Linked DNA regions of Homo sapiens: region 2 is linked to region 1. Evidence: read pairs that join two places in POLR2A ChIA-PET (ENCODE). Cell type or tissue: Caco-2. All regions are shown on one strand. Each heading gives the region's core, and the rest is flanking DNA. Links, peaks and the distances in the headings are about the cores only. Region 1 holds the start of LOC105377955 (a long non-coding RNA gene). Region 2 overlaps LOC107986637 (a long non-coding RNA gene).

Region 1 (9,569 bases), core at 2,735-5,234:
TAGTGGAAAAAATATTAATTGTATATTAAACAAAGTAGTCACATATGTTGCTTTGTATAATAAAAATAGATCAACCATTGTATTAACTTTTAACCTATCTCCCTGATATGCAGACTCAGTTTCCTTTACTTTTCAATCCCTGTGAAAAGAGAGCACTTTTGTCTGATTTTATAAGAAGAGATATCCCAGGATAAAGAGCTGGTAAAGTACGCATTAATGAAGCTATATTGAGCGCTACTTCTATTTCCGCTCCCTTTTAGTTAAAAAAAATCTTTCTTTTTGCTGTTTTCTTTGAAAATTTGGCTTCAATGCTCTCATTCTTTCTTTCTTGTAAACTGTTCATTTTATCTCTTCATTGTGCCACCATATTCTTTAAATGTGGCAGTTTACTAGATGTCACTATTGATAATAGATTTATTTATACCTGGTGACTTTTCTACCTGAATAATGCATGTTTTAGAAGATCATTTCATATTAGCATTAATTGTGGAAACAAAAGGCCAACAGGTGGAATCTAATATCGATTTGCTTCAAAATAACAACGATGTTCTTCAATGGTGGCTTGCTATTGGGAGAATTTTATGAGCCCTGTATGCAGTATTTCTGAAACTTGAGTAATGCGTTGGCTTATCTCAAAGAAACAATCTTCTAGACCTATAGTGTTGTTTTATTAGAATGTGACATGCATATATGACATATAAAATTTGGGGCCAGGCGCGGCGGCTCATGCCTGTAATCCCAGCACTTTGGGAAGCCTAGGCAGGAGGATCACTTGAGGTCAGGAGTTCGAGACCAACTTGGCCAACATGGTGAAACCCCAGCTTTACTAAAAGTACAAAAATTAGCTGGGTGTGGAGGCACACACTAGTAATCCCAGCTACTGGGGAAGCCAAGTCATGAGAATCACTTGAATCGGGAGGCAGAGGTTACAGTCAGCCGATATCTCACCACAGCACTCCAGCTGGGGCAATAAGTGAGACTCTATCTAAAAAAAAAAAAAAAAAAGTGATAATAATAAATAAATAAATAAATAAATAAATAAATAATAACAAATAAAATTTGGTATAAATTTACTATGATTATAGTTTCTATACAACAGTGCAATCAAAAACTAATCTATAAATTAAATACAAAATAATAAGTAAACATAAACAACTTCTAATTATAATGAGGTAGTGCTTTGGATCCATTTTTGTCTTTATTACTATCCATTGGCTTTAATCAAGCAAATTCAGAATATGACTGTTGGCATTACAATAGTATCCAAATAGCAATAAATTCAAATTCAGCATAATCTGTCATTCCTCCACAAACAAAATCCTAATGTTGTTTAAATATCTTCATTTCAAGATAAAATTAGCATATATGACATTGAAATTTATATTAAATTGGTATGTAATCCAATTATTTCTGGAATCAGAAACTGGAAAATTGTATCTGAAGTTGACTTCAACTCTTGCGAAGTAGGAAAAAAATTATATTTTCAACAAAGTACATCACTGGACTGTTGAAGGAAATTGCAATTTATTAGAAATGAATCCTCTTATTTTGCATTTAAAATTTCAAATCCTCATGAAGCTATTATTTACCATTAAGCCTTTACTTGACTTGAATATTTCAGTTTTGGATTACGCTACTGTTCTATTCTCTGTAGTTTAAAAGGATGAAGGCAATGTATTGTGTTTGCACACATTGTTATTTCACCATGTAGAATTTAAGCTTTACTTTATTTAAAAAATTCAGAAATTAAATTTTTATATCATGGAACTGTCACATGTGAATTATTCATGTAGTAGATACGTTTCATATTTATTTCTAGTAAAATAATTCAATATAAAAACAATAATTTAGCTCAGACTTGCTACTGGTTCCCAGATATATTGACCCCAAATTAAATATGCTTATAATCACTTGGCATAAACATGACTGTAAGAAATACAGAAGTGTGTATACCAAGTCTTGTGGTAAAACTTTGTTCTAAGATGATGATCTAGATAAATTAGAATAAACGTTTAAAAAAACCCTTTTACTTTCAGAAAAGTATTAGACTTACAGAAAAATTGTGAAGACAATTCAGAGGGTTCTCATACAACCCACATCCAGTTTCCCCTTATTAACATTTACATAAGTGTGGTACATTTGTCACAATTAATGAACCAATACTGATATCATTATTAACTAAAGTCCAAACTTATTTAGATTGTCTTAGTTTTATCTAATGTTGTTTTTCTGTTCTAGGATCCCATCCAAGATACCACATTGCATTTCATTGTCTTGTCTCCCTAGGTTTCTTTTGGCTGTGGCAGTTTTCAAACACTGTCTTTGATGACCTGGACATTTTTGAGGAGTCATGTCGCATGCCCCTCTGTTGGAATTTATCTGATGTTTTTCTCATGATTAAACTGGGATTATAAATTTTGCAGAGGAAGATAAGGTAAAGTGCCATTCTCATCACCTCATAGCAAGGGTGCATGCTATCAGAATGACTTATCACTGTTAATGTTAACATTGGCTATATTGTTGCGGAAATGTTTGGTGTATTTCTCCGTTGTGAAGTTACTTTTCCTCCCATTTTTATACGTTACTTTTTGGAAGGAAGTCACTGTGTGCAGTTCACACTTAAAAAGTGAGGAGTTATGTGCCACCTCCTTGAACATAAATTATTTGGAATTTAGATGTGCTTACTGCTACTTGGGTGACGTGGCATCTAGACCCCCTCAGTTCACAGAGCAAGGACACATATATGTGTATATGAATTCATACATATACATATTTAGAAGCATCTCAATATCTAGAGGATAGAAAAGGCACGAAATGAATTTTCCCCTAGATTATCCAGAAAGAAGACAGTTCTGCTGACTCCTTCATTTTTGTCCATAAGTCATTTCAAACTTCTGATCTACAGAATTGTAAAATAATAAATTTGTGTTGAGTTATGCCACTAAGTTTGTGATAATTGATCACAACAGCAATAGGAAATGAATACAGATAAAGACAAATGAGACTGAACATGTTTTTGTACACTTATTCATCACTGTTACACCTTCCTTGGTGAGAGGTCTGCATCTTTGGGACATTATTAAATTGGGTTGCTTGGTTTCTTGTTGCTGAGTTTTAAGAGTTATTTGTATTTGTTTTAATACAAAACCTTTATGAACTATTTATTTTTAAATAGTTTCTTATGGTCTGTAACATCTATTTATTCTCTTAATATTGTCTTTTGGAGAGTAATTTTAATAAAGTCTAACTTATCAATTTATCTTTCATGAATTATGTTTTTGACCTTGTATCTAAAACTCATAAACAAATTCAAAATCATGTAGATTTTACCCTATGTTTTCTTCTAGAAAGTTTAGAGTTTAGTATTTTACATTTAGGTCTGCGACTCATATTGAGTTAACTTCTGTGAAAGGTTTGTGTCTAGGTTCATCTTTTTGCATATTGATGGACTCCCTCCCTGACCAAACTTTAGTCAGGCTCCTCTGATCTTCTCAACTAGTCCTCGAACATCCTCAGATCATGGTTTTTAATACTATTCTCCAGTAAGGACAGTTTTATTTCTTTCCAATTTGCATGGTTTTTATTTCATTTCCTGTTAATATTGCATGAACTAGGACTTCCAGTATGATTTTGAATAGGAGTGGTTCCTTGTTGCTGATCCCAGGGGTAAAGTGTCCAGTTCCTCACCACTAAGTATGTTGTTAATTGTGTGATTTTTTTTGCAAATTTTTTAGATCAATTGAGCAAGGTTCCCTCTGTTTTTAGTTTGCTGGCATTTTTTTTTTTTTGGTCATGAATTGGTATTAGGTTTTGTCAACTGCATTTTATGCATCAATTGATATGAGCATATGATTTTTCTTTTTTAGCTAGTTGATATGTAAGTTACATTGATTTTTGAATATTGAACCAACCTTGCATACTTAGAATAAATTCCACTTGGTCATGGTGTATAATTCTTTTTATATGCTATTGGATTTAATTTGTAGTATCTTGTGGGAAATATTTACATCTTTGTTCATAAGATATATTGGTCTATAGCTTTTCTTTATTGTAATGTCTTCATCTGGATTTGCTATTGGAGTAATGCTGATCTGATAGAATGAATTGTAAGTTAGGATGCTCTAACTTACAGAGTTACTTACTCAGACCAGAATTACTTTCTCTAATGAGTTGTAAGTTAGGATACTCTAGCAGTCTCTCTCTAATGTTTGGAGGAGATTGTGGAGAAATGGCATTTCTTCTTTTTTAAATGTTTGGTAGAATTCAACAAGAACATTGTGTTGTAAATGGGAGATTAAGTTACTCTTATAGGGTCTTTAAGAATCATTCCAACATGGTCATGAATATTACACTCAGATGTATATGAAAGTGAAATATTTATTATACTCATAGGTCTTAGAGACCAGAGTACTCCTAGGTTTTAGAGACCAGAGTCATGGCATACCATACAGGGAGCCATATGAGAGGAGCTCCCAAAGTGGACTTAACCAGCAGGTAGGGAGAAATGGGGGTAGAGTGGGGTGGGAGGGAGAATGAATGAAGATCAACCTGTGGGTAAGTGTCCTTACTTACAGGGGGATTTCACAAGCAAAGGACATGAGGGAATTTTATTGGTGTGTTGAATGTCATTAGGTCATAGTCAGAGGTGGGCAGGAAGTTTTAACCTGTGGTAGTGACCAACTTTGTGGCACTGATATACCTAGTCACCTGAGTGGAATGTTTATAGCCTGTTTGTGGGGATGTTGAGGCTTTAGAAAAGTGTGAAGTTTGAAAGATTTATGGTGCAGAGACCATCTAGACTTGGTGCTTTTTTGGGGGAATATTAGTAATTATTGATATAATTTTTTCATATATATAGGCTGTATTATCCATTTCTCCTTGTGTGAGTTTTTGGTACTTTGTATCTTTCAATGAATTGGTCCATTTCCTCTAAATTAGTGAATTTATGGGCATAGGCTTGTTCACAGTATTTGTCTCTTATGCTTGTAATGTCCATGAGATCTGTAGTGATGAAACCTCTTTTAATTCTAATATTGATAATTTGTGTCTTCTGTCTTTTTGACTTGGTTAGCCCAGCTAATTTCTATTTTGACAGTTGTTAAATTAAAAATTCAATTTTCTTAATAGTTATATGGCTATTTCAGCTATATGTTTCCCTTTGTATAAATTGTGGTAGGCTTAATTTTTTAAGGAATTGTTTCCTTGCCTCTGAGTTGTCAAATTTACATTTGTGGAGCTGTTTGCAGTATTTGCTTATTATTATTATCATCATTATTATTTATGTCTTCAGGGTCTGAGTGAATATTCTCCTGTTTTATTCCTGATATCAGTAATATGTGTCATCTAATTTTTTCTTTGTTAGTCTTGTTAGAGTTCATCACTTTTCTTGAATATTTCAAAGAATCTGCTTCTGTTTTTGTTGTTTTATCTAGTTTTCCTGTTTTCAATTTCATTAATTTCTTCTCTAATTTTTATTGTTTACTTTCTTCTGCTTGTTTGGTTTTTTTATTTTTTCTTTAGTTGCCTATAATAGAATCTAGGTTATTGATTTTATATCTTTCCCTTTTTAGTGTATAGATTTAGTGTTGTAAATTTCTCACTAAACACTGCTTTACTGTACACACAAATTTCTGATAAGTTGTATTTTCATTTTTCATTTAATTTAAAATATTTAAAGGTTAGAATAGACACTCTTCAAAACATTAAAATTGCAATGCAGAAACAAACATTTTGTATAGAGATACTTTTGGATTTCTGTGAGTACCCAAGGGTTTACAGTCTCCATTTTGGGCTGTCCTAGAGTAACCAGTAATGATACTTTCTCATGCTACCTACTACAATCTGTTTTGCTGACAAGTTGAAAGTTGGACAAATATGTTCAGAAGGACATACCACTGTGATTTCAGTAAGACCAGAGAATTTAAACTGTGTTCCAATGCTTAATGGCAGAAAAATTTCTCCTTCTAAAGGAAACCTTTGGTTAAAATGGTCAAAGAGGTGAAATTAACCACTTTGTGCCAAACAGCTTCAAAAGGAAATACACTCCATGAGAAATCATGATAGAATCAGATTTGCTAAGTCCCCTAATCATCCGAGAAGTTTTACTTATTCATCTTTTGTACTTCCTCCATGCCCTAGTAAGAATTTATAAACTACGCATTGCATCACAAAAGGACATATATTTATCTAGCACTTAACATATACCTAATCCTGTGCAAGATAAATACCATGTATTTATCTAGCACTTACCATATACCTAATCCTAATGCGTCTGAGAGACGCATACATGAAATAACGACACCTTCGTTAGAAACTACAGTCTTGTTGGGTGAACAAGACTATCACCAACAAAATAACTAGTGAGCAATATAAGTCAATATGTAATTAAGCCCTGAGTAGGTAAGTGATGACTGTAAATACCATCAAAATTTCATGTGAAACTGTTCACAATGTCTCTTTTACTTAAGGGGAGTTTAGAAATAGAGTCTGTTTAATAGACTAGTCAAGAGCATCTCATTAGTTGCTTTTATTGGAAGGGACAGAAAACGAGTGGAAACTAAAATACCCATGTAATTAATAAACACAGAAATAGCTCAGGTCACTGACCCTGCAAATTATTTTTAATGCAAAGACATATCAATTCCTTTGATTTTGTCTCCTTGGATGAGGCCTGGAATGTGATCTCCACTGGAGTGGAAAATAATAATTTTTGACTGAATTCCAGAAAGGAATGCCTCCCTGCCTTGTTCTGTGCCTGTGCCTGTGTGTGTTTGTGTGTGTGTGTGTGCAAGCGCGACACACCTGCATGCACAAGGGGGCAGTAAGATCCATTGCTTCATGTTCAAATCAAATGCTTGACTACCTATTGCATTAAAATGGAGAAGGGTATCTTTCACCAAACACCACTCAATTCTGTTTCTTCACATCACAAGCCTAATGAGCTAACACCTGGTGTTTCCCTGAGGCAGGAAGAAGGCTGAGGAAGATGGGTGAAACTCAGAATGGGTACCCTTTGTTAAAACCCATAATGGCACTGATTGAATATCTGGGGCAAGCATGTAATGACCTGCATGGTAACTCCTGCAGATGGTTTTCCACTCGGGGACACTATTGCAACCGTCCCTTATTATGTCTCTTACGTTTTTCAAACTGAAGTCGTTTATATACCACTTTTATGACATTTGCCACATCTATGTACCACTCATATAATTACTTAATGTATCCTTTTATTTATGTCATAAAACATTGAATACATTTATTAGTAGTAGTAGCAGTAGTGAGGGGCATTTTATGTTACTTCTACAGATGTAAAAACCTATATTGTATGGCCTTCATAGAAGAAACTCATTTTAAAAGGTTTTTCCCCCGAATTTTTGAGTAAAAATAACCAAAGTATTCAAAAACACCCAGAATCAGCTTATGTTCCATTAAAAACACACATGACACACTTTGGGAACTATGGACATACAGGTAAGGTCTTCATTGTCAAAGTACACAAAGCCTTCATGATCTGGCCCCGGTTTCTCTTCAGCTTCATCTCTTTCTGAGCCATGTTTTACACCCCATTGTTTAGCTTGCTTGCATAATAATAATAATTCATATTTCCCTCAAATCCACTCTATTTTAGACACCTAGTTCACAGCAATTCCTAGGTGACAGAAAACATTTCACTCCTTGGTTTACCTAAAAATAATCTGCATCTCTTTTAGACATTAGCTGGAGCATCATCTTTTCCCTGAAGCTTTTACTGACACCCTAAAGTAAAATTCTTTTTTGTGTGTGTACCCTATAACATTTAAATAAGCTTCTTTGTTTTGAGGTCTCTTTTCATCTACTAGATTACAAATGCTTTCTGATATCTTGAATAAACCAAAGTAGAATGGTTGGTTGACTCCATGGAGTAATCTCTTTGGTAGCTCCACAATTAGTGTTTCTGCAAACTTGCTCAGCCTGAAATTCTGCAAAAGCAGATACAGTTCTTTGCTTTAAGAAACTGTGTTTGCTCTTAAAGTTCAATTGCACCTGAGATTGAAATTAGTCAAGTATGCTAAGGTGTTTGCAGATCCGTGCAAAGGTTTTTTGCAACCTTTCCTGAAAGTAAGTTTTGAGAGACGAAGATTGAGAAAGACGTGGAAATGTGAGCGCTGAGGGGAGGATAGCATGAAAGAGACATAACAAATTGTAGAAAAAGATTGTCCATTCTGAGAGTTGCTGTGTAGGCCACTATACTGATGGTTTCAACCAGAGTACACTACAGCAATACAGAGAAGCCTAGGTCCTGGGTAAATTGTTATTCTCTCTGTATGAGAGAAAAGATTTATTTTCTCATCCAACTCTAGGATTATGGCTGAGATCCCTATAACAAAAGACAGAATAGCAAGAGGAAAGCATATAAATATATTTAACATAAGTTTTATGTGACATAGGAGGCTTCATAAGAAAATGAAGTCCAGAAGAAACGAGGAAGTTGTGTTTTTTTATACTAAATTTGCTGAAGAAGTGGATGGTTGTGGAGAAGTGTGATTGGAAATAAGGAGTATTATCTAATGGTAATAAACTGGGGAGAACTTAGCAAGGCTTGTTTGTTTAAATTCTTATCTGTGCCCTGTGTCTTCTGAGATAAAGGTAGAGGGAGTGCACTCTCAAATGAGAATCTTATGACCTGCTTCAGTGGAAAGTCAGAAAATTCTACTATGGCCTGCTTCAGGGGAAAAGGGTAGAAGAAGATCGCAGAGACCTTCCTGCTTCTGCTGTTTTCTCAAATCCAAGGAGCCACATTTTGAGGTAGTGTGTGTTGATAGTTCACATCACCTCCACGCCCACCTTGGGCTTAATCCCAGCTCTAGAGTACAAATGGCTGTGGGGATGGAGAAAATTCCATGAAAAAAACACACTGGGCTAGTAGGAAATGAACAATAGCGTAAGAAGTGAGACATATCCTAAGAAAACTCAGTTCTTGATCTTTTGATAAATAGAAGAAACAGTATTCTCTGAAATTGACCTAATAGGCAAAGATGCGATGCCATAGGATGTCAAAGATGGTGATTGTTTTTAGACATGCACAGTCACAAGCTCCTATGTAGGAGGAAGAGAATAGAAAAAAAGGAAAATATATTATATTGGAAAAATCTAAAACTAATTTTACAGTGCCATAGCTGAAGATTGCTACAGATCCATGGAATTGAAATAATATTACAGCAAATAGCCTGTGCACTCTTCAGCATGATTTTCTCAGATCTCTGGCAGAAGGAAGTAATTCTGGTACTCAGTTGAGAGTTGGAAGGTGGAATGCTTCCAATTTAAAACAAACTCTCAGATCTGTTTGCCACATGTTTTTTTAATAGTCATTTAATTTTGGTGAAACAGCTTTGTGGAACTATGGAGGTGTCTCCTTTCTGTCTCTTAGCTTGCCTCTTTGAGACCATTAATTTTCGCAGATAAAATAAGATCCTGGTATGTCATAGAACATATTTAAAACATCTGAATTGTTTTTACAATGAAAAGAAATAAAGCCAAACTTCCTGAGGCAAAACTTCTCCCCTAATTTAAGGTGATTGCGACTCTTTTAT
Region 2 (9,569 bases), core at 4,109-6,608, 150 kb before region 1:
ACTAATCCTTTGGACATTTACATTCTGGTTTCAATTCTAAATAATTAGAGGTTTAAAATATTAAGCAGAGATGCATGTGATATGCTATGTTCTGTGTAAATTAAATAAAATAGTATGTGACCTACATATATATATAAATTCTTATTCTCCTTGTTTTGTTGCCAATTTGAAATAAAGAAGGATACATTTTTTATGGCCCATGCATATAAACGTTAACTTCCTCTTGCTGCTTCCATTTTTCTAAGAGTCTTAAGTCTCTGTTTCTAGAAGCTTCTTGAAGAAAGCATTAGGAATAGATAATTCATTACATCCTTTTCCAAGTATCAATCTGTGAAACAGGGAAGAGCTGATGACCTAATACTATTAACAAAAACAAAACACCACATGTTTGATCCCATTTTGTTTTCCTATCACAGGAAACTGGGGAGGGAATCATGTTCCAGCAGTGAAGAACAAAGGCAGTTTTTTGGGGATTTACATACGCCATCTCCTACAAAGTTAAAAAATTTTCTTTTCCTGAAAGACTACAATCAAGATACAAACATGTACAATGGGTGAAGTGGATTAACAAGTTTGTGTCATGTTAATTATATATTTCAATAAAGATAATTTTGGAACTAGTTTTATGGATGTAAATATAAATTACAAGTTAACTAAATTATATTGAGGATGCAAATAACTTTGGAAATAATTATAGGTGTAATCAGCCATTTGAAAATAAAATGAATACAATTAAACATGAATGACAAAACATGATGGCAAAAGGTCTCCATCTTGATGCTCTTTTCTTAATCCATTCGGACCACTGAGGACCCACGAACACTGGTCCAGTAACTGCAGATAACGCTGGACTCACTCTCCTGGAAAAATCATTCTATAATTTGACAGCTTCGATTAATGAAACAATAATATCAATGAAAAATATTACATTTATTTCTTTTCTCATGGTTAGGAGTAGTCAATATAGTAATTTAGAGGATTTTTCAGGGCTGATGACTGTCCTTAGAAGCTTAGGACCCATCCATGCCCTTTGTGTTTTCCCTGGTGGCAAAATGCATACTTTTACCTGTGACCAACAAGGGCTGCCTGTTGGAAAAAAGGAGTGGTAGAATGGTGAAGACGCTGGTAGGAGAGGGTTATGTGTGGGCAGCATGGCCAACAATTGTCCATTTCTAAAATCAGATGGGCATGGATTCGCATTCCAACTCTGCCACTTACAAGTTGTGCAATTTTGACCAGGCTTAAAAAAATGCTATCTCTATTCCTCCAAACTTTAGATTTTTTAGATAGCAGAAGGGAGAATTATTTCTTCCCCCTGAATCACTGACCAACAACACTAACACTGATTCAGAATGTAGAATATACTCGGTGTTTATCTGCTGCAGAAAAACTCCCCTGGTATGCTAGCTCCTTTACTGAAACTATTCAGGAAAGTATCACTAAGCAAAGGAAGTTAAGAAATCATTACCATACTGTCATCATCAATGCATTCAGGATTTGATCTGCATTTGGTAAGGCATCTGTCTTTCCAGATTTAACACAAGCCACCCTAGCAGTGGAAAAAAATAGAAAACACCTGGATAACCAAAAAGGCCTAGGCAATCCTTTGTAATTCTTCAGACAGGGCCATCTGTATATTATTTTGCATACCCATAATAATATAATGAATAATTAGCATTGATTAAAAAAGTACGAGGAATCTTTTTGGAGCAATGCCTATAGAGGGATTGTGGAGTTTCCCCAGACTGATAGTTTGTGATCTTCACCACTTCTGAGGAAGCCAGAGTTCACGAAGTGCTCCCACTATGCGCCACATTGACCCAGGAATTGAGCTGTGACAAAAAGTAAATTTTCTTCTAAAGAAAAAAAGAGTTGAAGGATAAAAATATTTTTTCTTCCAATTCATAACTTTGAGCACTTACTATGTTCAAAGCACTATGTTAGACCACCTGGGAAGTATGGCATTGTCTAAGACTCAATCTTTTTTCTCCAGGAACTTAACTAGTGAATGTGAAGGGGCCCAAAAGTAACTTTAATTCCCGGTAGAATGAGGGTAAGCAGTAGAGGTTGGTTAGAAGTTCAAAGGTGGGGCCAGGAGGTGCCCTGTTAGAGTAAGAGCACAGGGAACCTTGAGGAAGTAAGTGGCATTTGAGCCAGACCTTGATAGATTATAAAATTTTGAGAGAGGAGTGGAAGAGGAAAGAAAAAGTAAGGACTTTCTTAGATGAAAGCAACAGTGTAAAAAAGGTAAGTTTTGCTCCCTTGAGGGGATATTGCCTCCATGGGAATGCATGAGGTCAGAGACAGATGAGAGTGCAGAGAAGTCAGAGAGTTAAGAGTAATCAAGATAGATGCAGGTGACTTTCCCTTAGGCTCTCACCATTTCCGGGCAAGCAATCCCTACAATTTCCAAATGTAAGCTCTGAGATTCTGTGCCTGAGGCTTTCTGTAGTTGCCAGAATCTCTGCAGCCCATTGCAGGGAAGGCTAGAAAGGTGGAAGAGTTAATGACTCTTGGAGACAGACCTAGGATAAAAATACTCTTGTTCCCTTCCCCATAGTTTGAATAATTTCAAGAAGTGTTTAGCACTGTATTCTAAGCAATAATGAGCCCTAATTACCCTTGAGGTACCCAACTTGACAACACATTTTTTTATTGGCTTTCTTCCCATCACCGTATCATCTCCATTCCCTTATTGACACTTCCTGAAATCATCTCCCAAATAAACTATTTGCACTCCCATCCCTGTCTCAGCGTCTGCTTCTGGAGGAATGCCTACTTGCGAATGTTTCATGCTTCAATTTTTTTTTTCTCCATTTGATGTATAATGGAGATCTTACTCTGAATCAGATGTTCTAGAATGATTTTTCTGCCCAGGGGAAAGAAAATGTCCTAAGGGACATTTGGAAATTTCTGGAAACATTTTTATTTGTCACAACCAGGGGAGACAAGGTACTACCTGCATTTAGTGGGTAGAGAGCAGGAATGCTGCTAAACATACTCCAATGAACAGGATAATTTCACACAACAAAGAATTATGCGACCCAAAATGTCAACAGTGCCAAGGTTGAGAAACCTTTCTTTAGATTTATCCAGTTTAGATGACAAATTTGCAATCTTGAAATCTTTATACTTTTCACTAGTCCTAAAATGCGGCAAACTACAAAGCTGTTCATTAAGAAGTATATAATGATGGATCAATAAGGTACAAATAGATAAAAAGATATAATCCCTAAGTTTCTACTTTATCAGAAAACAGCAATGTCTTGTCACTAGAGAGCAAATATTTGACACATTTGCCTATTATTTGACAGGAATCCTGTACAGTCATGTTCATTGAGAGGTGATCTATTACATCTTGTTTCCATCATTGGCAAAGATACTCTATTTTCTTATCTTCTTTAATTTCCTTTATAGTGTGTTTGAGCCTTGAGTAACTGTTAAGATAAAGCAATCCAAAATTATTAAGTCCTTGGTGAGCATTTATCTTACAAGTAAATTTGCAGAAAGGTGCCTTTTCTAGTTTTGAACCCGATGAAGAGCTAGATAATGTTGGAATCAGATTTTTTAAAAAATGGATTAACATTATCCACCTCAAAAATCACAACAAACAGCAGGTTGCAAGCATATTAAGAGCATTCTTACTGAAAAGAATAAAGATTTATTGCCAACTGTGAAGGGGCAGATTTGATGACTGATAGAAAAATCACACTGCTTTGTCAGCTCACATAAATAATCATTCATCAAAGAAATGTGTTGATGAGTTCAGTCTGGTTTGAATTTAAATCATAGTGAATTCTTTGGAAACAGCTGAAGTACCTGAGCATCATTAAAAATCTTCAGCACCCTATCTAAGCATACAGACAATCCTTCTTAAGTTATATAATGAATCTTATCAAAAACAGCAAGAATATTCATGCTCAGAGATGAATAAAGGCTGACTATACTTACCTTGAGAAAAACACATCTGGATGCTCATGAAAGTCTGATAAGTACTTCAGAAATTTGATCTGAGTTCACTTTTGCAATAGATGCTCAACAAAGTGGATAAGGGGGTCAGATGAGTGTTTACCAGACACAAAAATAACAACGGGTGGCTGATCAACTTTCTCTGATAATTATTGTTCAGTGAGAAAAGATAAAATGTGATATTTTCTCCGGTAAGCATTACACCATTGGGCCACCCGAATCCAAAGACTCTCTGTGCTACCGATGAATTGATGGATTCTGACAAGCCAGTGTGTGTATCTGGCAGCCAGGTGTCTTGGTGTGGGTGAGACAGGAGCTAACAGAGTTGATACATGGGAATATTACTCCCAGATGTTCTCCAAAGGGAAAGGACAACTTTCTTTCAACAAGGACAACCTGCCCTTTCAAGATGAGTCCTATGGCATATGTGCAGCGGTTAGTTAGCTCTCTGAGAAGCAGCAAAGCATCATGGGTGCCATTTTTGCCAGAAAAACAAATAAGCATATCTAATGGGTTCTGTCCTATCCCTTAGTAAAAACCAGTGGCCTGTGTCTGGAGGTCATTCAAGGCAAATGAAAGAAAGAAATTTTCTGATGTTGGGGAGATAAAGAAGAAAGAACACAGTGAAGATGCATGGTGTTGATTTTAAACTGAAGAGAAACCTAACCAAGCTAAGCCTGTCACAGTCAGTTACAGCCCTTGCTATAAATGCCTCTATGGGAAAAATACAACCAACAGTTAATGTCCCTCATGCCAGTGCTCTAATATCCATAGCCTGTCAGGTCTCAAGCTCTTTCATTTCTAATGGAAACAAGTATTAGTCTGACAATATTTTCATTTATATTTAAGAAACTTTGGTTTTCAATATGAGTTGCATTAAGAAAGTTTTCTCAAGTTGTCAATTCCACAAATTTCTTAGCATTCTTTAGGTCTTCTGAATTCAGTAATGCAATGTTTGTCGTCATAATTGATTTTACGTTTCTAGATTACACATCCTGAAAATGACACACACAATATGCCGAACTGCACTCACAAAATCTAAATCCATGGGTAATGGAACAATTTAGGGAAAACACAACAGATACTGAATAGACATAGTTTATTCTATATATATTTCAAGGGAATAAACCTAAGCTGTGATTCTATGGTCCCCTAGTACTCTATCCTGTAGACAGTATCTAATAGATAAGTTTGATTTATCTCTTTTTATGAACAAAATTTGTTTTATTCATTCTATTAAATAAAATTATCATTGCTTAGCTGTCAAAAAATAAATAAATTGACATGTTTTTATTTTCCATTATTGTTTTTAGCCTTCCATCTTCTCCAAAGCAGAAGAAAGATATAACTTTCTTCTATGAAAAACAGTTTCTATTGCAGGTTCTGGCTAAGATAGTCTGAGAGAATCCTGACAGTATTTCAGTTACTTCAAACTCATCATTTCAGGTTACATAAATCTACCTTTCTATAAAATTTTTGATTCTATAACTTTAAAAAATTAGGTTCAACTCCTGGGATTTAAAAACCTGTAACCAATTTAACCCAGGCAGTATTACTTTTGCATTGTTATGTATTAAAATTTTTGTTAACTTATAAAAATATCCAAAAGCATTTATAATTTTCTTTCAGGGATGAAATATGATAGATTAACTTTGCCCATATCAATCCTATTTATTTTTACATATGTATATTATATATATATATATATATATCTTAATTTTACACTGAAGCTTGTGTCAGTTTTAAATGTACCGTCTTTCAGCTCCAAATACGTGCTTTCCTGTTCTGCTTTATGAAAATGGAACTGGACCCTGTAAACTGTTCTCCTTTGCCAGTGGGCATGACATTTGGCTTCGTCAATAGAAGACTGGTTCTGGTTTCCTATTTTTTAAATCAACTTCCGCCGCATTTTCAGGTCAGGTTTTCCCCAATCACGGGCAGCTTCTGAGAAGCTCTAGGGTCTGTGGCAGCTTTGGTTGAGCCCTTAGACTGCACCCTCTTTGAAGAGATCTGAATCTCAGTCTTGGGGAAACCCTTTCCTAAGTCTCTGGTCTCTTTATTATGTACTTTCCTTAAGCCTGGAGGTAGTAGCTGATTTTTTTGCAGCTGCATATTCTTGGCTGCTTAGAGTTCTCTTTGAGTCTTTTTAAATTGTTAACCACATTTTACTAGTCAAATTTAATTTTTTTTTTTTTTTTTTTTTTTTTGCGACAGGATCTCACTCTGTCACCCAGGCTAGAGTGCAGTGACACGAACACAACTCACTGCAGCCTCGACCTCCTGGACTCTCTGAGGGGAAACCCTTGCTTCTACATTTTTAATTTTAAAAAATGCCCTTTGAAATTTTAAACAGTGATCCATATTTATTAAATGCTTCTAACCGATGATGAAGAAGAGACAGACATTAAGAACCTCATTCTTAAAAAGAAGCTTTTTTTGGGAGAAAAAGACTTACAGACAAGTAAATTTTATTATTAAAGTATTTTATATATATATATATATATATATATATATATATATATATATATATATATATAAAGCAAAACAAGGCAAACTTGAGGAGTGCCAAGTAGTTCAGCACTGCTCTAATCTACAAGATGTATGTGTGTGTGTGTGTGTGTTGTGGGATGGTAATGTAGGGAGGGGAGGTGGCAGCCTTGAGAACAGTGCAAAATGAGCCTGGAGGGGTAGGCTAGCTGCAGACCAGAAAGGACTTTGCATGTCATGCTAAAAAAATTTGGATTTCATTTCACAGCAACTACAAAGCCCAAAAATGCAAGGGAAATTAACATATACAAGAAAGTTAAAAGTCATTTGTTTTATGCACCTTCACTATGTGGAATCCACTATTGAAGGATTTAAATAAATTCAAATATTCAGACTTGGTCTGAAGTTAAAAGAGGGGAGATGATCATATATGAAATATTTAAGTATTAGGAAGTAACAAGAAGCACTAAATTGAATGGCAAAGACTAAAATGGGCACTGGGGTCTGAAGGTGGGAGAGGTTAGAGTAATTAGGGAGAGGGTAGAACTTGGGCATGGTTCTAGAGCACTGGAGGGACTGCATTTTAGGAAAAGATCAGAATGAGCAGCCTTTTAAACCAGGGGAAGCATGACCACAGAATGGCTTGGCAGCAGGAGGGAGCCTGAGCTGAAAGGGGATGTTGAGAGAAAAGGTTAAGATTGTAAGACAGAGCTTCTGGAAAGACAAACCTATGGCACTGTGTCTCTACCTCCCCCTTCCACAACCATACCACCTCTATATTCCTGCTGAGCCAAGAGGCAGCTCCAGTTCTCTCTCAATCCATTGCTCAAGGAGTCATTTCAAATCAGGAGTTTATTCTCTAGGATACCATTATAAATTTTTGACTTGTGAATTGTTGATAATACAGATTTTTCTGATCGTATAGTTGTAGATGACTGATAGAAGGGAGGATCCCCAATGTGGAAGCCAGAAAATGTTGAAATGTCCTTTTATATGTAAGTTGCATTTCAGGTGTTGAGAGGTTACATGTTTCAGCTGTTAGTTTGGAAAACATAAGGCATATTTGCATTAAATTTATATTCATTTTATCTCCAAAAGAAGCAATGCCATAACACACCAAATGTCATAAATCAGAATGTCATACTGAAAAAGGACTGTTTCACATTTCTATTTCTCCCTTAGGATATGACTGACCTCAGACACAGGAATTCAGAAATCTCACTGCCTGCCTCTTTGCCATTAGGAAAACAGATACTGGCTCCCCAAACCCATGATGAAGAAAGAAGCTGGAAGAACTCTCAGAAGAGTTTTCAAGACCATGAGTGCCCTTGCCAAAACCCAATGGAAAAGTCTCTAGAGAAACAGAGGTCATAGAAGTTTAAAGGTTTGGTTACTTTTTAAAGTTTTTACTACCTTCCCAGTAAATATTGCCTTCATTCTTCATTCTCACTAGCAAACTGTCATTTAGCACCCAATAATTCTCTTATTAAAGCCTAGAGAGAGAAATATTATTTTCAAGGATGGGTAAATTTAACTGCCTTGCTCTCTCCCACAACTTTGCAGAGTAGTTCAGGGTACAAAGTTCTTCTCATTTTTCCCCCTGAATATATTCCTCTTTTATTGTACAACATAAAACCTTAACTACCAAGAATCAAATGTACCATAAGAGAAAAATACCTCATGGCAAAGTAATTGCACAGTGGAAACAACCTTAGACATAAGCTCTAGGCTTGGCTCTATGAAGGTGTAACTAATTCTTCGACTCTCAGAAAGCTTTTTAACCTCTTTGTTTTCTCTTTAATTAGTAAATGTGGATAAAAGGCTTTATATATATAAACAACAACAACAACAACAAATATATATATATATATATATATATATATATATATATATAATCAAGGTGAAATGAGATGATAGATATTGAAAGTGATTTTCAAACATGTTTCTTATAGGAACATAAGAAATTCTTCTCCGTTATTCTAATTTACAGTTTTCCTTATGTACCCTTACGATCAAGAAATCTAGATGATGGTGTCGGAAAATATTTCCCTAATGTAAAGACATAGATGCACAGTGGTATTTTCAGTGGACTGTACATTTTAATTGCATGTACAGTGATATACTAGCCAGAAGACCAGTGATTTTCTGTATGGCTGCATCTTCATCTTCACTCATTCATTTAACAAATATTTATTGAATGCCTACTATGTGCCAGGCATTGTTTTACGTACTGAAGATACTGCGTAACGAGATGATGCGTCTTCTTTCCTGTAGCTTATATTCTAATTAGAAAAGACATAAACAAGTAAATAAGCAGTATGCCAGGTAATATTAAGTGTAATGAAGAAAAATAAAGCAGGAAATGAGAATATTAAGCAGGAGTCAGGCCACATCTGGCCTGCTGCCTGGTTTTGTAAATAAAGCTTTATTGGAACATAGCCTCAGCCATTCATTTACACTTTTTTCATTAGCTGCTTTAAGTTAAATAGTTGAAACACAGACCGTCTGGTCCACAAAGCCTAATATATTTACTCTCTGGCCCTTTACAAACAAATTTGAGGTTCCTGATGTTGGCCATCGAAGGGTGTTTCAAGGACTTTAACTTTTATGCTGAGTGAAATGTAATGACGATGATGGGAGTAACTTACTCTAACTTATGTTTTAGAAGCATTATCCTGGTGGCTGTGATGAGAATGGACTCAGGAGCAAGAGTGGAAGCTCAGGACAGTTTTGAATGTGGCCCAACACAAATTCATAAACTTTCTTAAAATATGAGATTTTTTTTGTGTTTTTTTTCTTTTTTTTTTTTTTTTAGCTCATCAGCTATTGTTAATGTTAGTGTATTTTATGTGTGGCCTAAGGCAAATCTTTTTCTTCCAATGTGGCCCAGGGAATCCAAAAGATTGGACACTTCTGATTTAGATAGTGATTACAGTGATGCAGAGGAGAGAGATCATCATAGAGTAGTAAGGATGAAAATGAGGTGATAACAATAAGGATTAGTTCCCTGGATATACTTTTGAAGTTAATGCAGTGAAGGATTATGGCTTAAAGAGCTAGAAGTTTGGAATTTCCATCAATTGAAATGGGGTGGCCACTAGAGAAGCATGTTT

Evidence for each region. Peaks named below come from ENCODE experiments on the same cell type or tissue, not always from the same donor. Only the 100,000 strongest peaks of a DNase experiment are listed, where the experiment ranks them.
Region 2: POLR2A ChIA-PET joins it to region 1 with 18 read pairs; 2 of 35 experiments call an interaction of 5 or more read pairs at or near these places.

What each region holds. Positions count from the first base shown.
Region 1 is chr6:113,187,585-113,197,153 of GRCh38, reverse strand. It overlaps LOC105377955 (a long non-coding RNA gene), which reads left to right and starts at 2,385. Exons shown (of 4, transcript XR_942893.3): 1 at 2,385-2,434. All of the region lies in intron 5 of LOC105377953 (a long non-coding RNA gene), which reads right to left. In Caco-2, for the core only: no CTCF peak of the experiment used is centred there; no DNase peak of the experiment used is centred there.
Region 2 is chr6:113,336,944-113,346,512 of GRCh38, reverse strand. It overlaps LOC107986637 (a long non-coding RNA gene), which reads left to right. Exons shown (of 4, transcript XR_001744312.2): 4 at 417-620. Among named protein-coding and RNA genes, the nearest start is that of LINC02518, 92 kb to the left of the region's middle. In Caco-2, for the core only: no CTCF peak of the experiment used is centred there; no DNase peak of the experiment used is centred there.